Regions from separate parts of the Homo sapiens genome. Here region 2 is linked to region 1. A link is an interaction called in ENCODE POLR2A ChIA-PET data of the cell type or tissue named here. Cell type or tissue: Panc1. All regions are shown on one strand. Links, peaks and the distances in the headings refer to the core of each region. The heading gives the core; the rest is flanking DNA. Region 1 overlaps SLC5A10 (solute carrier family 5 member 10). Region 2 overlaps PRPSAP2 (phosphoribosyl pyrophosphate synthetase associated protein 2).

Region 1 (5,000 bases), core at 1-5,000:
AGATGGTCTGGGCTTTGGCCCTAAAGGTGTCTGAAGAGCAGCATCAGGCAGGAAAAGGCTTACACAGCCAGCCAGCTTGGGAAATGCTGCCGTGGGTGGTGGATGCTATGGTGGGGTCCTGAGCGGGAGGGTGATGTGCACACGTTTTAGAAGTGTCTCGTGGATGGCTAGGGGGTGATGCAGCCAGAGGAGGGCAGGAAGGGGGCCTGCCCTGCAGAATCTGTGCCTTATACTCCGATAAGTCTGTGGCCCTCCAGGGTGCGTGGCCCTACCCGGCCTCTCCCCTGTGCTTCTCAACACCCCTGTCTCTGCTGGGCTCTGCTCCGAGGACAGGACTCACAGCAAACCTTTCTCCTTCCCCATGGCCAGGACACCACCCAGCACCCAGGCCAGGTCCTGTAAATGGTCAGAGATTCAATTCTGTGCCGGCTTACACTGTTTGGCCCAGGAGCAGGCCAGGAAGGCCCTCAGAGACTGTGGCCAAGGGAGCTGAGACCCAAGGAGAAGAGGGCTCCTTGGGCATGAGGAGCACAGCGGGCCCCTCAACTGCCTCAGCTCCAAGGCCAGGTCGTCACCGGCCTTTTCCTGGACCCTGAACACATAAGGGCCCTCTGTCCCAGTGTGGAGTCTCTGGAGCTGCCAAGGGCCTGTGTGTTATGAGCTCCAGGTGCTGACTTCCCTCCCCCAGGTAGCAGGACCTGCTGTGAGGGAGGAGCAGATGGTAAAGGCTGGTGCTGGGCACGGCAGACCCCAGGAAGGACAGGGCGAGCCTGGCTGGAACCCAAGTGTCGAGGATGGCCAAGGGCATCCCGAAGTAGAATCACAGGTGTAAAGGGGACCTGGGGCTCATCTGGCCCCTGTCTAGGGCAGTGTGTAAGAAATGCTCCTGGGTGCCCTGAGGGTCTGACTCAGGAGGCCTGAGGTCAGGCAGGGAATCTCAGTTTTAACACCCACTCCAGGGATTCCTGACTGGTCTGCCTGCATGCCTCCTGTGATGGGAGTCTCACTCCCTCCCGAGGGGCTCTGTGCCGGCTTCTGGCTCTCGGCTATGACGTGTTCTTAGTCAGGCTGAGCTGTGACGTACTGGTCTGTCCCCTCACCCACTCACTGGCCCCAGCTTATTCACCCCACTCATTCACATAGTCATCAACCCCTGCCGAGGCCTCCAGCTGCAGAGATGCCTGTGATGAGGATCCCACCTGGGAGGTGAAGGGGAGGCTGAGGGGGTAAACGAAAACAAGCTGAATGCCCAGGATCGCAGAGGAGTAGCCTGAAGTGTGAAGGGCTGGCCGGGAGGCTCCCGGGAGAGGATGACATAGGTCACAGGGGGAGGTGGGGAAGCATTCCAGGGAAGGGACTCAAAGACCAGGCATGAGAGGCCTTTGTACAAGAGCACCTCAGGGGAGGAGGGGTGGGTGATGGAGCCTGCAGAGCGAGCAGGGGCGGGCTCCTGGTAAAAGACCCTGCACCGGCTTAAGAGCCTGAGCTTGGCCCTGGGGCCAGTAGGGAGCCATGGGAGGATTTACAGCAAGAGCGATGGGGTTGGGTGTGTATCTCAGGAGCAGTGCTGGCATCAGGCAGTGGGTGTGTGAGGTGAATGCTATGGGAGAGGAGGGGAGCCTGAGAGAGCAGAGCTGCCCGCCATGCCATCCAGCCTCCTGCCCTGCCAGTCCTTTCCGTGTCCCAGACCCCTGTGGCTGGGGTGGCCCCAGGCAAGCAACCACAGAGGCAGGCAGGTGTGGGCCGTGGGTGAGTCCCCATCTGATGCCCACCTGTGGGATAAACCATAGCCTTTTCATAGGGCCCAGTGCAGAAGGCAGATAAGCCTCTGCTCCCAGGGCCGCCCTCGCCGGCCCCCCACCCCGCAGGCTGCAGGTTTGCACACAGCCAGCTCAGCAGGAAGCTGGCCACGGCCCAGGACAATTAGCGCTCGTGACTTTGTACCCAACATGGAGCACGCTCGGGGTTGAGAAGTCGGACAAAGATCCTGGAGGTGGTACGAGGCCTTCCCTGTCACTGAGCCCAACCGAGCCCAGCTCCACCGCCTCCTGCAGGCTCCTGGCCCGGCCACAGACCCCTCCTTAGCCTGGAAAATCGGCCGCCAGCATCAGGACCCTTCTGGACAGTGTCTGTCCCCACCCATCCCAAACCTTGTCCTGATGAGGGCTCGGAAAGTCACCACTTCCATCTCAGAGTGACTCAGCCTCCGTGTGAGCCGCAGGCCTCGGCTGGGCCGCTGACTCGCTGTGACTCGAAGCAAGTCCCGGGCCCTTGCTGGGCCTTAGTCTCCCTTAGCACACAGCAGGGCGGGCCTCCAACTCTTAGGCCTGTTCTACCTGGGGCTCAGCAGCAGGTGGGGGCCTGCAGCAGGGCCCCCCACCTCTTGCCTCATGGCCTGCTCCCCAGCTTGTGCCTGGATGGGCCCCACCCCACGGGGCCTGGCCTGGATGAGGTAACGTCTCAAGACTCTGGGCTCGTGTGCGCAGAGGTGGAGGATCCCACAAAGCTGCATTGTCTCTGAGCTCCTGGGACACCCCCGGCACAGGACAGCAGATGGGTGGAGGGATGCCGGGGCTGGCCCAAGAGGGGTGCCCTGGAAAAGTCTTTGGACCCTCTGGGACCTCAGTTTCCTCATAAGTAAGAGAGGACGTCAAGGGCGAGTCAGGGCAGGGGAGGACGGCCGGGTGGTGCTTCATCTGCTCTCAGCGGGTGGCAAGGCAAGGTGGGGGCTCCAGGGCTGGGGCAAACTACAGCAACCTGCCCCCAATCCCCCCAGGCCTCCAGGCCACATGTGCTTAAAGGACATGTGATCCAACTGTGCCAAGCCCGCTGGTGCGAGGCAGAGGGGGCTGAGCCCAGGAGCCCCTGGAGTGGGTCTAGGGTCTAGGCATTCCTGAGCTCCAGTCAAACAGGCTCCAATCCTAGCACCAAATGGACGCCAACCAAGGCCTTTCTTTCCACGCCTCAGTTTTCTCATCTATGAAAGGGTCTACTCATCCTTGTGCTGCAAGGCTGCTGTGAGGACTGAATAGAGCCACAGTACAGGTGGGGCCCTCCCAGGGAAGGTGTCCAGCTCCCAGTGGGTGCCCCATGAACTGGAAGTGGCGCAGTGGGCTGTGGGGGACCAACACAGAGGACCACAAAACATCCAGGAGGGATGGACTGCCCAGGGAGGCCAGGACTGTCAGCCGTACTGGGTGGGTGGTTGGTGGGCTCAGGTAGGGAAAGTGACCTGCCCACTGTCTCCCAGTAGCCCTGGGCTGGGCCGGGACTGAGGACAGGGCTCTTTCATCACCCACCTCCTCAGGGCCCTGCTGGCCAAACACCGTCTCCTTTAATTTCACCCTCACACAACCCCGTGAGGCATCACTATGGCCATGGGGCGCTCGAGGCCCAGAGAGGTGGAACCACACGCCCAGGTCCCACAGCAGGTCAACAGCCAGTGAGCCATGTAGGCAGCACCAGGACAGCCTGTGCTGGCAGGTTAGCTTTGGTTTTGGTTTTATAATGGAAGCCAGTGATTACTTCCCCTGCCCATAGTGGGATGGCCATTCCTAGGTTTATTGATAGTTGAGTAGTTAGTGTGAATGAGTAGAGGCCCGGTAGAGCAGTGGGGAGGTCCAGAGATGCATCCTTGACCAGGTCTGAGCTGGGAACAGTGAGGCCAGGCCTAGTGTGAGGAATGCAAGGAACAGAGCCCAACATAGCAGCAGGAGCCTGGCTGCCTGAGGTGCAGGCCTCCAGCAGCCTCTACTCTCCTCTACAGGGCCTGTCTCGCTCTCTGTGGAGGGTGGAGAGGGGTGGTCAACACTCACCCTGGACTTCTCCAGGCTGTTGTGAAGTTGGGGTGGTGGGCCCTTTGTGAACCACATTTGGCCCAAAGTATGTGACGGCATGTAGGGGCAGGGCCAGCCTAGCTCCAAGGCCCTGGTCTGAGGGGCTCCTCTCTCCCCTAGGCCAAGGCTGCTCAGCCTCTGCACAACTGATACATGTCCCCTTTTGTGTGGGACCTGTCCCCGGCAGTGTAGGATGTTTAACAACATCCTTGGCCACTCAATGCTGGTAGTACCCCCAAGGTGGACAGTTAACAATGCCAAATGTCCCTCAGCAGAGTGAATCCCCCCCGTTTGAGAACCCCTGCCTTGGCCGGGCGCGGTGGCTCACGCCTGTAATCCCCGCACTTTGGGAGGCCGAGGCGGGCGGATCACGAGGTCAGCAGATCGAGACCATCCTGGCTAACACGGTGAAACCCCATCTCTACTAAAAATACAAAAAATTAGCCGGGCGTGGTGGCGGGCCCCTGTAGTCCCAGCTACTGGGGAGGCTGAAGCAGGATAATGGCACGAACCCGGGAGGCAGAGCTTGCAGTTCACGCCACTGCAGTCCAGCCTGGGCGACAGAGCAAGACTCCCTCTCAAAAAAAAAAAAAAAAAAAAAAGAGAACCCTGCCTTATACCCTGAATCCACCACAGACCCAGGCCCAGGTAGAGACAGCAAGCAACACCCAGGCATCCCCGGGGAACGGGGGAACCTGGGCAGCGGAAGGGCTGGGTCGTGCCTGTCCAGCGTGAGGCCTGAGCGGCAGCGATCCTCACTTCCTCACCGTGTGCCTTCCCATGGCCATCCCAGCTGATGCTTCTTTGTTCATCAGAAACGGGAAACGGGTCTGGCCTTTGCCCAGGGGCTGCTGGTATTTCCAGTTTGGCTGCACGAAGTCAACTGGCTTTTCAGATGGCCCAGGCATCTCATGGCTCTTGTCTGTCCTAAGCTGGAAGCCTCAGGCCCAGCCTGTCTCTGGTTGGCCTGGGAGCATCCCTCCACACCCAGTATCACCCCCAAAAGCAGCCAAGTCATGCGGCCTGGCCCTGTGACCCTAGAGGGTGTCAGTGAAAGTTCTGGCCCTCTTCCCAAGGCCTGCTCCCTATTTGTCATTTGGGGTGGTCATTCCCATACTCCCACATGGAGGGCCACTGGGGCCGGCCAGGGCAACCGGCTGAGGT
Region 2 (12,064 bases), core at 280-5,279, 110 kb before region 1:
ACCACTGCACTCCAGCCTGGGCAACAGAACGAGACTCTGTCTCAAAAAAAGAACATTAACATGTATATTATATGAAATAACTTATAGCTTATAGTTTAGTATAATTTTAGATATTTATTAAACAAATATTGTACCCCTACTACTGTGTACTAGACCTTGATCTAGATGTTGGGGATTATCAGTGAGTCAAGATCCATCCTTTTTATGAAATTTACATTTTAGTATGGGAGCCAAACAGAAATCAAGTCAACAAAACAAACAAGGTAATTTCAGATGATGTCAATGCTATGAAGAAAACTGTGTGAAAGTAATGATGGGGCAGGTTGTTCTGCTTTAGCATGTGTGCTGAAGTGCTTTTAAACTGAAGGGATGGTGTGTGAGTTGAGAAACCTGAATGAGCCACCAAGTGAAGGTCTGGAGGCAGAACCCCCCCAAGCAGAGGGGACAGCAGATTCCAAGCCTCTGCAGCATGCAGGAGGAGTTCTTGGTGTGTCTCAGGAACGTGGGCTGGAGTACAGAGTGTCCAAGGAAGATGGCTAGTGAGGCAGGCAGAGCGGGACTGCATAGTCCTTCCTGGGGAGACATGGGGTTGGGGTGAGGGGCTAGGTAATGGATTGATGTAACAATTTAATGTTGACTTTAAATTTTATAAGAAGAATAACTTTATTTTATTTTACTCTTATCGATTTACGAGTCTCCTTAAATAGTAAAGATACTGGGTTTCTTCTATTACTTTTTCAGCTTTTTCCCCCTTTCTCTTCTCTAGGCGGCTAGGGGTGGAGATGGGCAAAGTGCAGGTTTACCAGGAACCTAACAGAGGTGAGCTATCTTGGGCATGTGGAACATTGACCTTTTTGTGAAATGTGGCATATTGGCTCCGTCCTTCATCCTTTACTATTGAAACGATTTGATTCAGTTGTACATTTCCATTAGCAAGAAGTCAGGCAGGCAAGGTAGAACAGAGTGGTTTTTTAGCTCTCACTAATACCAGCTAGATATCTAACCCTGGTGCAAGTCATTTCTGGGGCTTGAACTGCAGTTCTGAGACTTCATTCAGTAAAAGCTGCAGACATATTTGAACCAGCTGGTCAACTGAATGAACATGAGCTCAACTGTTGCTTAAATTTATGTCACCTTAGGAAGGATGAGTAAATCCTGTCACCTTAGACAGGATGACTAAATCCTGTGTGACCGCAGTTTTAGTTAGTCTTTATTTGCACCTAAGCTGCCTTGGGTTAGACTTCATAAAATATTGTTAAGAAATACTTTTTGCTAATTGATACATGTCATTACATAATTCTCCCAAGTTGTAAAAAGAAGTGTTATTTAACCTTTGTAGGTCCAGGTGTGCTGGCTCATGCATCTAATGCCAGCACTTTGGGAGGCTGAGGCAGGCAGATTCCTTGAGCTCAGGAGTTGAGACCAGCCTGGGCAACACGGCAAAACCCTGTCTCTACTAAAAATACAAAAATTAGCCAGGAGTGGTGGTTTGCACTTGTAGTCCCAGCTACTAGGGAGGCTGAGGTGGAAGGATCGCTTGAGCCCAGGAGGTGGAGGCTGCAGTGAAGTGTGATCATACCACAGAGTGAGACCCTGTCTCAAAAATAAATAAATAAATAAATAGAAAGTGATCTTTGTAATTTCTTTAGCAATGGTGGATATTTGAAATTATTTTAGGCCAGGCGTGGTGGCTCACGCCTGTAATCCCAGCACTTTGGGAGGCCGAGGTGGGCGGATCACCTGAGGTCAGGAGTTCGTAGACCAGCCTGGCCAACATGATGAAACCCTGTCTCTACTAAAAATACAAAAATTTGCTGGGCTTGGTGGCAGGCGCCTATAATCCCAGCTCCTGGGAAGGCTGAGGCAGGAGAATCGCTTGAACCCGGGCGGTGGAGGTTGCAGTGAGCCAAGATTGTGCCATTGCACTCCAGCCTGGGGGGGAACAAGAGCGAGACTTTGTCTCAGGGGAAAAAAAAAAAAAAAGAAATTATTTTAGCAGGAGCGATGGACAGCTTGCATGGGCTTGAGAGTTACACACCTTATCCTTGACAAGTTATTTAACCTTTCTAAACTATAAATAAACTGTAAATTAGGGCTGTTTTGAGGATTAAGTGGGATAACTTGTGTGCCTACCAGTTTTTGGCACACAGTAGGTGCTCAATATATACTTATTCCTGTTCCTTTTCCACTAGAAGATTTAAAAAAACATTTTTTTTTTTTTTGGTAGAACAAGGGTCTCATTATGTTGCCCAGGCTTATCTCAAACTCTGGGCAAAAGCAGTTCTCCTATTTCAGCCCCCCAAAGTGCTAGGATTACAGGTGTGAGCCACCAGGCCTGGCCCCTCTACAGGATTTTATCAAATATTTACATATTATAAAGCCTACAGGAGGCTTTGATAAAAAGGCACAAGTTTTGCTGTTCCCATGTTTATCTCCGTTCCTGCCTCTTTTCTGTCTCCCAAGATCCCTATGTGGCGTCAGTAGGGAAAAAGTATAATTAAACTCTGCAAGGAGAGTTTGGAGAAGATTCTTCCTCTAGAGGGGATTGAATGATGTTCTTTGTCTGGAGTCTAGGAGGGAAGGTGAAAGGGAGAAGCAGTGGCATAAGACTCCAGGAGACTGGTCCACTCTCCAAGTTTCTGAATAAAGGGAGAGAAAATACTTGGTGTTTATTGGGAAGGAAGGAAGTAATATTTGTGAATTTCTTACTGTTACCAGATACTGAAAAACTGAGTTCAGGAGTTCAGGGATTGATGTTAGGTACGAGGTCCAGTTTGAATCCAGATCTCCCTGACTCTAAAGCTCATTTTCTTTTCTTTTCTTTTCTTTTTTTTTTTTTTGAGACAGGGTCTTTCTGTGTCACTCAGGCTGGGGTGTAGTGGCATGATCAGGGCTCACTGCAGCCTCTGCCTCCTGGGCTCATGTGCTTCTCCCACCTTAGCCTCCCCAGTAGCTGGTACTACAGGTGGGCACCATGCTGCCAGGCTATTTTTTTTTTTTTTTTAAATATGGAGTCTTGCTCTGTCACCCAGGCTGGAGTGCAGTGGGGCAACCTCGGCTCACTGCCACCTCCGCCTCCCAGGTTCGAGTGATTCTCGTGCCTCAGCCTCCCAAAGTGCTGGGATTACAGGTGTGAGCTACACACACACACCCAGCCATAATTTTTTTTTTTTTTTGATACGGGGCTTTGCCATCTTGCTCAGGCTGGTAAAGCTCATTTTCTTAACATCATACCACATTTCTTTTGTAAACTTGTATTCTGTTTTTTCCAACATTTTTTTTTTTCTCTTATCCTCACAATCTGTTCCCATTTTGCTACTTTTTTTTTGTGTGTGTGTGTGTGTGTGTGTGAGACAGAGTCTTGCTCCATTGCCCAGGCTGGAGTACAGTGGCGCAATCTTGGCTCACTGCAACATCCGCCTCTCAGGTTCAAGCGATACTCCTGCCTCAGCCTCCCAAATAGGTGGGCTTACAGGTGTGTGCCAGCACGCCCGGCTAATTTTTTGTGTTGTTGGTGGAGACGGGCTTTCACCATGTTGGCCAGGTTGGTCTCAAACTTCTGACCTCAAATGATCATCCACCTCAGCCTCCCAAACTATTTTCCTACATTTTTAATGAAAATGTTCAAACATATAAAAAAGTTGAAAGAATAGTACAGTGAACTACCGCCTAGCTTGAACAGTTAACATTTTGCCATATGAATATGTATGTGGCGAACCATTTGAAATTAAGTGCAGGCCGGGTGCGGTGGCTCACTCCTGTAATCCCAGCACGTTGGGATGCTGAGCTGGGTGAATCTCTTCAGCCTGGGAGGTCAAGACTGCAGTGAGCCATATTTGCACCACTGTACCACAGCCTAGGCAACAGGGCGAGATGTGTCCCAAAAAAAGAAAAAAAATGTAAGTTGCAGACAGTTAATCCTTGAATACTTGACCATGCATCCTCTAGGAATAATTACTTTCACCTAAATAAATATGATACCATTATCACATTTAAAGAAATTAACTACAGGCAGGGCATGGTGGCTCACACCTGTAATCCCAGCACTTTGTGGGGGTCAAGGTGGGTGGATCACTTGAGACCAGAAGTTTGAGACCAACCTGGGCAACATGGCAAAACCCCATCTTTACCAAAGATAAAGAAATTAGCCAGGGTTGGTGGCACACAGCTGTAATCCTAGCTACTTGGGAGGCTGAGGCAGGAAGATCACTTGAGTCCGGGAGGTGGAGGTTGCAGTGAGCTGGGATCACGCCGCTGCACTCCAGCCCGGGCAACAGAGCAAGACCTTGTCTCAAAAAAAAAAAAAAAAGAAAAGGAAAAGAAAATTAACTTAACAATTAAGGACAATTCTTTTTTTTTCTGTGGCCTCAAGTGATCTGCCCGCCTTGGCCTCCCAAAGTGCTGGGATTACAGGTGTGAGACACCGCACCCAGCCCAACAACAATTCTTTAATCATCTAATATATGGCCTATATTCACATTTCCCTAATTGTCCTAAAGGGTCTTTTATTTTTTATTTTTTTGAGATGGAATCTGGCTTTGTCACCCAGGCTGGAGTGCAGTGGTGCGATCTTGGCTTACTGCAACCTCTGCCTCCCAGGTTCAAGCAGTTCTCCTGCCTCAGCCTCCTGAGTAGCTGGGATTATAGGTGTGTGCCACCAAGCCCAGCTAATGTTTGTATTTTTAGTAGAGACGAGGTTTCACCATGTTGGCCAGGCTAGCCTTAAACACCTAACCTCAGATTATCCGCCTGCCTGGGCCTCCCAAAGTTCTGGTATTACATGTGTGAGCCACCGTGCCCAGCCTAAAGGGTCTTTTATAGTTGTTTTTTCCAACACCTCCACCCCAAACCAGGATTCTTAGTTCAAGGGATTTTTTTTAAAAAATATCTCTTTAGTCTCTTCTATTTTAGAACAATCCCCTCACCTCTTCCGTTTTCTTCCTGTGACAGTGAAGAGGTTGTCTTGTAGAATGTCCCATTATGGATTTGTCTAATTGTTTCTTTATGACTGATCACACATATTTTGAGAGTAGGGATATTAGGTCTTATTTATCTTTGTTTCTCACAACATACAATGTTTTGTACCTAATACATTCTGAATTGATAATTGATGCTGATTGAATGAGTATATAATTTTCTTTTTTTTTTTTTTTTTTTTTTTTGAGACGGAGTTTCGCTCTTGTTGCCCAGGCTGGAGTGCAATGGCACAATCTCGGCTCACCGCAACCTCCGCCTCCTGGGTTCAAGCGATTCTCCTGCCTCAGCCTCCCGAGTAGCTAGGATTATAGGCATGCACCACCACGCCTGGCTAATTTTGTATTTTTAGTAGAGACGGGGTTTCTCTATGTTGGTCAGGCTGGTCTCGAACTCCTAACCTCAGGTGATTTGCCCGCCTTGGCCTCCCAAAGTGCTGGGATTACAGGCATGAGCCACTGTGCCTGGCCTATGATTGTCTATAAAGATACTGTGCTCAGGCTGGGCACGGTAGCTCACACCTGTAATCCCAGTACTTTGGGAGGCTGAGGCAGGCAGATCGCGAGGTCAGGAGATCGAGACCATCCTGGCTAACATGGTGAAACCCTGTCTCTACTAAAAAAATACAAAACAGTTAGCTGGATGTGGTGGCGGGCGCCTGTAGTTCCAGCCACTCGGGAGGCTGAGGCAGGAGAATGGCATGAACCCAGGAGGCAGAGCTTGCAGTGAGCCAAGATCGCACCACTGCATTCCAGCGTGGGCGACAGAGCAAGACTCCGTCTCAAAAAAAAAAAAAAAAAAGTTACCATGCTCGGAGTGGTACAGCACTCAACTGTTTGTATATATAAGGGGTGAGAATTATACATTTACTTATTTCAAGTCAGAAATGTAATTCTCTCTTAAAGCTGTGTTTTAAAAAGTGATTAATGGCAGTATGTGTATTATCCCTTGTAACATCTAAAGCCTACTGAGTCTTATAACAGTTTGAGTTGCCATATTCTATTACATTAGGGAATAATACAGATTTTTTTGTGTATTTTGAAAAATTTGAACTATATGCCTTTCCCTCTCTTCTTTTTCCTTTTCCTGCCAGAAACAAGAGTACAAATTCAAGAGTCTGTGAGGGGAAAAGATGTTTTCATCATCCAAACTGTTTCGAAGTGAGTATCCAGCAAAAGTGTTGCTTTCTGGGTTTCAGTTTAGGCATGAGTGTTTAAAATAATGATAGATGGCTAGCCAGGAAGAGTTATAATAGTCTTAAAATTAGTATATCTTACCAATTTAGAATTTAGAAAACTAAGTTTTCTGACATAACTGCTGACTTTTACATGTTCTTTCAGTGTTTTTCCTTCTTTCTTTCTTTTTTTTTTTGAGACAAAGTCCCACTCCTTCACCCAGGCTGGAGTGCAGTGGTGCAATCTCAGCTCACTGTAACCACCTCCTCCCAGGTTCTAGTGATTCTCTTGCCTCAGCCTCCCGAGTAGCTGGTACTACAGTTGGCGCCACCACGCCTGGCTAATTTTTGTATTTTTAGTAGAGACGGGGTTTCACCATGTTGGCCAGACTGGTCTTGAACTCCTGACCTCACGCAATCTGCCCGCCTCGGCCTACCAAAGTGGTGGGATTACAGGTATGAGCCACCGTGTCCAGCCACTCAGTGTTCTTAACGGGTGGAAATAACCAAGTATTGGAGTAGAGGCTCTTTTTTTTTTTTTTTTTTTGAGACAGAATTTCACTCTTGTTGCCCAGGCTGGAGTGCAATGACGCGATCTCGGCTTACCGCAACCTCAGCTTACCGCAACCTCTGCTTCCCAGGTTCAAGCAATTCTGCCTCAGCCTCCTGAGCAGCTGGGATTATAGGCATGTGTCACCACGCCCGGTTAATTTTGTGTTTCTAGTAGAGACAGGGTTTCTCCATGTTGGTCAGGCTGGTCTTGAACTCCCGACCTCAGGTGATCCACCTGCCTCAGCCTCCCAAAGTGCTGGGATTACAGGCGTGAGCCACTGCGCCCAGCCTGGAGTAGAGGCTGTTAATGATAATAGTATACATTAAGTTTCCTAACAATTAACAGCCAGAATTTTGTAAAACTTGCAAGGAAGCATTTCTAGTTCCCTCCTCTCCCCAAAAGAAACAGAGGCTAGGGGAGGAGACCTTTCTTAGTTGGGGTTCTTTAAGCTTTTATTGCATATAAAAGTGATCATTATTTACTGTTTTATTACATAAATTAGCTGAGAGGATAAAAAACTGTACTGAAGGAATGTGTATTCCTGTCTGGTGTGACCTTTGACACACCTGTGTTCTGGAAATTGTTTGGTCACATATGTTTAAGCTAGGTATAGAAGATTCAATGCAGCAAGGCTGTCTCTGGCACTCTGGAAGGGAGGGTGATCACCTGGAGCCCTACTTTTTTTTTTTCTTTTTCTTTTTTCTAAGAGGTAGAGTCTTGCTCTGTTGTCCAGTCTGGAGTGCAGTGGTGAGATCATAACTCACTACAACTTCAAACTCCTGGGCTCAAACTATCCTCCTCCCTCAGCCTCCCAAGTAGCTGGGACTACAGGCATGCACCAGCATGCTCACCTCGTTTTTTCATTTTTTGTAGAGATGGAGGTCTCACTGTATTGCCCAGCTGGTCTCAAACTTTTGGCCTCAAGTGATCCTCCTGCCTTGACCTCCTATATTGCTGAGATTCCAGCAATATAGAAGGTGAGCCTATCACACCTGGCCTTAAAGCCCCACTTTCCATTGTGTGTTTGTCCACAAATGTCCCTAAATGCTTCTGTGTATGAAGTTCTTCGCTCAGAACAATTTTTAATGTCTAGAAATCAGTTTGTCTAGTGCATTATTTTTTAGCTTAGAGAGTCTGAAAGTTGCTGCATGCTTAATTTGTGTATATACATATATAAAACCAACGAAAGGGAAAAAGAAGGCCATTTCGGGAGACTTTAGTCTTGGAACACACATTTTTTTCACCTAAATTTTGAACATTTTCTCTCCTGGTCTTTGGTTTATTGGGATGAAGTCACAAAACCCCCATCTCTCCTGGGAAGAGGAGTGGCAGGGGAGACCTGTCCTTGCATCCTATAGCCCTGGCAAACGGGTGTGCTCTGAAGGAGGAAGGGTGTGGAGGGCCTTTGCCACGGTGCCCTAGCTTCACCTTCTGCTGTGACACCCAGGATTCTCAGCAGAGCTGGAGGTGGGGGCACGGAGCGCCAACTGCCCCTGCTGCTGCTGTCCTCTTTCCCCTTTCCCACGTCTGCCACCAAACCAGGGTGGAAGTGGAGGACTCACCTGTGCCCACATCTTAACCCTTTACCTCCAGCATCGGGGTAGGGAAGGGGCGGGCACAGAACAACTTAAACGGCTTCTGGCTCCTTGGTTTCTGTGTCTGTGGTACTTTTATGTCCTTACAGACAAGTGTGATTCCATTGGATAAATGCACAGAGGTTGTGTGGATTACCCAAGGGGATGGGTAGGCATTGAGGGCACCCCTGGACTTAGAATTTAGGACTTCAGAAGGGTGACTGCTGATCCTTCTCATTTTCAAGTCCTTCTGGTTGTTTATTTTTGTACATTTCAATACTTATCCTGTGCCCCTGTCTTTTGTCAGTTTCATATTCCTCTAATCAGAATCACTCAGCACCCCTTTCATTTTCTCTCCGTGTCTCATTTTGCATTGTTCCATACCTGACATAAGCTTGTGTTAACTCGGGTTCTCAGTCTTGTCCATGTTGCAGAGTCTGGACGTCATGGTCTTCTTTGTGAAATACCATGAAATAACATTTAGTGTTGAGGGCCAGATGTGGTGGCTCATGCCTGTAATCCTAGCACTTTGGGAGGTCGAGGTGGGCATATCAGTTGAGGCCAGGAGTTTGAGACCAGCCAGGCCAACACGGTGAAACCCTGTCTTTACTAAAAATACAAAAAATTAGCTGGGCATGGTCATGAGCGCCTGTAGTCCCAGCTACTCAGGTGGCTGAGGCACGAGAATTGCTTGAACGCAGGAGGCAGAGGTTGTAGTGAGCTGAGATCACGCCACTGGATTCCAGCCTGGGTAAAAGAACAAGGCTCCATCTCGAAGTAAAAAAAAAAAAGGCTGGGCGAGGTGGCTTACACCTATAATCCCAGAGCTTTGGGAGGCCGAGGCGGGCAGATCAGGAGTTCAAGACCAGCCTGGCCAACATGGTGAAACCCTGTCTCTACTGAAAATACAAAAATTAGCTGGGCGTGGTGATATGCGCTTCTAATTCCAGCTACTTGGGAGGCTGAGGCATGAGAATCGCTTGAACCCAGGAGACAGAGGGTGCAGTGAGCCAAGATGGCGCCACTATACTCCAGGCTGGGTGATAGAGTGAGACTCTGTCTCAAAAAAAAAAAAAAAAAGCCTGTAATCCCACCACTTTGGGAGGCCCCAGGCGTGCAGATCACCTGAGGTCGGGAGTTCAAGACCAGCCTGACCAACATGGAGAAACGCTCTCTCTGCTAAAAATGCAAAATTAGCCGGGCATGGTGGCGCATGCCTGTGATCTCAGCTACTCGGGAGGCTGAGACAGGAGAATTGCTTGATCCTGGGAGGCGGAGGTTGCGGTGAGCCGAGATCATGCCATTGCACTCCAGCCTGGGCAACAAGAGCAGAACTCCGTCTCAAAAACAAACAAACAAAAAAATGATTTAGTGTTGTCAGATACATCTTATACTTCATTTTACTACAGATTAGTGCTAGCACTAAAAATAAAAGAGAAATTTAAAATTAAGAAAATTCCATCCATTAACTGAAGTTTTCCTGTATTTCAAACAAGACTGTCCTTATCTGAGTTCAGTAATGGAAAGCCTTGTTCCTCCACTCTTATCCTTCCCATAGAATACTTTTCTGAAAATCTTTTTTTTTCCTAAGTTAATTAACAGGGTGAAAGTCTCTTTTAACTCATCAGATGTCAGACTTGTTGTATAGTGACAGAGAACCTACTCACCTGAATGTTCTGTGTTTCCATTCACTCCTTCTTTCATTAACAAATACTTATTTTGAATGTCTACAATATGTGAATTACAGTTAGTTACACGTATGCAGGATGCCTCCATGATTAAAACAGAGAAAGTCCTTGTCCTTGTGGAGTTTATATTCCAGTGGAGGAAGACATAAAGTGAGCATAATAAAGACATAGATTATCTAGAAGGTGATGAATGGTTTGGAAAAAAATAAGACAGCATGGTGAGATGATAGTGGTGAGAGGGCAGAGAGAGGCAGACAGGGTAGGCCTCATTGTGGAGGTGACATTTGAACAGAGACTAGAGAAGGTGAGGGAGAGTCAGGTGACTAGGTGGGGAGAAAAGCATTGCAGGCAGTGGGAACGCCTAGAGCAAGCCCCTTAGCGGTGTGAGCTGCTGTGGGAGGACTGAACAGGGTCAGGTGTGGCCAGGCAGGAGGGGAGGGGCAGATCCTCAAGTTTGGACTGGAGTTGTAAATTTGAGAGTTGCCACCATCTATGAAGCTGTGAAATTAGATGAGAAGCCCAAAGGACGAGAGGGAACAGAAAGAGAGGACACATGAGCAAGTCCTGGGACGTGAGGCTGGGGAGAAGAGGAACCAGCAAAAGAAACCAAGGGTGGAAGGAGGACACCAGAGAGGGGCATTCTGGAAGCCAAGTGACCGTGGACATGGCCGCATGGAGGCCACTGATGACCTTTATGAAAACAAAGCTTCACTGGACTATTTGGGAGAGACTGAGAGTAGATAAATTGGAGATAGTGTAAGATGTACAGCAAAGGGGAGCAGAGGGGAGAGTGGTTATGAGTCGTGTTAATGGAAGTAACAGAATGTTTGTGGCCGATGGGTTATCAGTGGTGGAGGCAGGAGAGGAGAGAGAATTCCTTACATAGGTGTGCCATTTGGAGGGATTAATTTTAGGGCCACTGGCATGGAAATTTCCTCTGACTGATGACTGAGGGCAGGCCGACTCCTGGGGCACAGATGCACATAGTGGGAGCTTGTGGACACGCTCCTCTGAGAGTACTTAAGTAGGGTGGTCAGTTGAGAGCAGATGATGGGGGATCTTATGGAGGCCTGAGAAAAGAGGAATTTATTGGTTGGTTTTTTTCTGCCTTGCACCTTAGGTTGTATAAAGGCATGAGTAACACACTGCTGACACTTTTTGGAACAGGGAATACTGTGTTGTAGATCCCTTGATGAGATTTGCTGTGTCTTTGTTACAGGGACGTGAACACCACCATCATGGAGCTCCTGATCATGGTGTATGCATGTAAGACCTCTTGTGCCAAGAGCATCATTGGCGTGATACCCTACTTTCCTTACAGCAAGCAGTGCAAGATGAGAAAAAGAGGCTCCATTGTCTCTAAATTGCTGGCTTCCATGATGTGCAAAGCTGGTAAGAATGGCAGATGTTTCACAATTAATTGGGGGCCTGGGAGTTTTATTTATTTATTCTCTCTTTTTTAAGACAGGGTCTTGCCCTGTCACCTAGGCTGGAGTGTAGTGGCGTGATCATAGCTCACTGCAACTTGAACTCCTACAGTCAAGCAGTCCACCAGAGCCTCCCAAGTAGCTAGGACTATAGGCACATACCACCCTGCCTGCTAATTTTTAAATTTTTTGTAGATACTGGGTCTTACTATGTTGTTCAGGCTGGTTTTGAACTGCTGGCCTCAAGGGATGTTTCTGCTCCAGCCTCCCAGGGTGCTGAGATTATAGTCATGAACCACCATACCCTGCTGGAGTTTTATTTTTACCTTAGAAATATCAAAGTAATGGCTGGGCACAGCAGCTCACGCCTGCAATCCCAATGCTTTGGGAAGCTATGTGGGATGATCTTTGAACTCCTGGGCTCAAGTGATCCCCCTGAGTAGTTGGAACTATGGACATATACCACCGTGCCTGCCTAGATAGGCATATATTGGAAAAGATACATATTATTCTGTGTCAGGCATTTTCAGGTAACAACCTAAGTATTTTTCCTGTGTTTCTAAATAACCTTCATAGTTGTTATTGGGTATTTGTGTCAATATATTTGTGTTTGTGTGTGTGCGCGCTTGTATAAGTGTATATGATTTTATTTATTTATTTATTTATTTTGAGAT

Evidence for each region. Peaks named below come from ENCODE experiments on the same cell type or tissue, not always from the same donor. Only the 100,000 strongest peaks of a DNase experiment are listed, where the experiment ranks them.
Region 2: POLR2A ChIA-PET joins it to region 1 with 8 read pairs; 2 of 35 experiments call an interaction of 5 or more read pairs at or near these places.

What each region holds. Positions count from the first base shown.
Region 1 is chr17:18,979,917-18,984,916 of GRCh38, forward strand. All of the region lies in intron 9 of SLC5A10 (solute carrier family 5 member 10), which reads left to right. The region is part of intron 3 of FAM83G (family with sequence similarity 83 member G); the gene reads right to left. Among named protein-coding and RNA genes, the nearest start is that of FAM83G, 22 kb to the right of the region's middle. RefSeq lists enhancers at 615-1,570, 1,571-2,525, 2,526-3,480. In Panc1, for the core only: no CTCF peak of the experiment used is centred there; a DNase peak (open chromatin) is centred at 2,213; H3K27ac peaks cover 532 bases.
Region 2 is chr17:18,866,516-18,878,579 of GRCh38, forward strand. It overlaps PRPSAP2 (phosphoribosyl pyrophosphate synthetase associated protein 2), which reads left to right. Exons shown (of 12, transcript NM_002767.4): 4 at 767-819; 5 at 6,068-6,134; 6 at 11,183-11,355. Among named protein-coding and RNA genes, the nearest start is that of PRPSAP2, 14 kb to the left of the region's middle. In Panc1, for the core only: no CTCF peak of the experiment used is centred there; no DNase peak of the experiment used is centred there.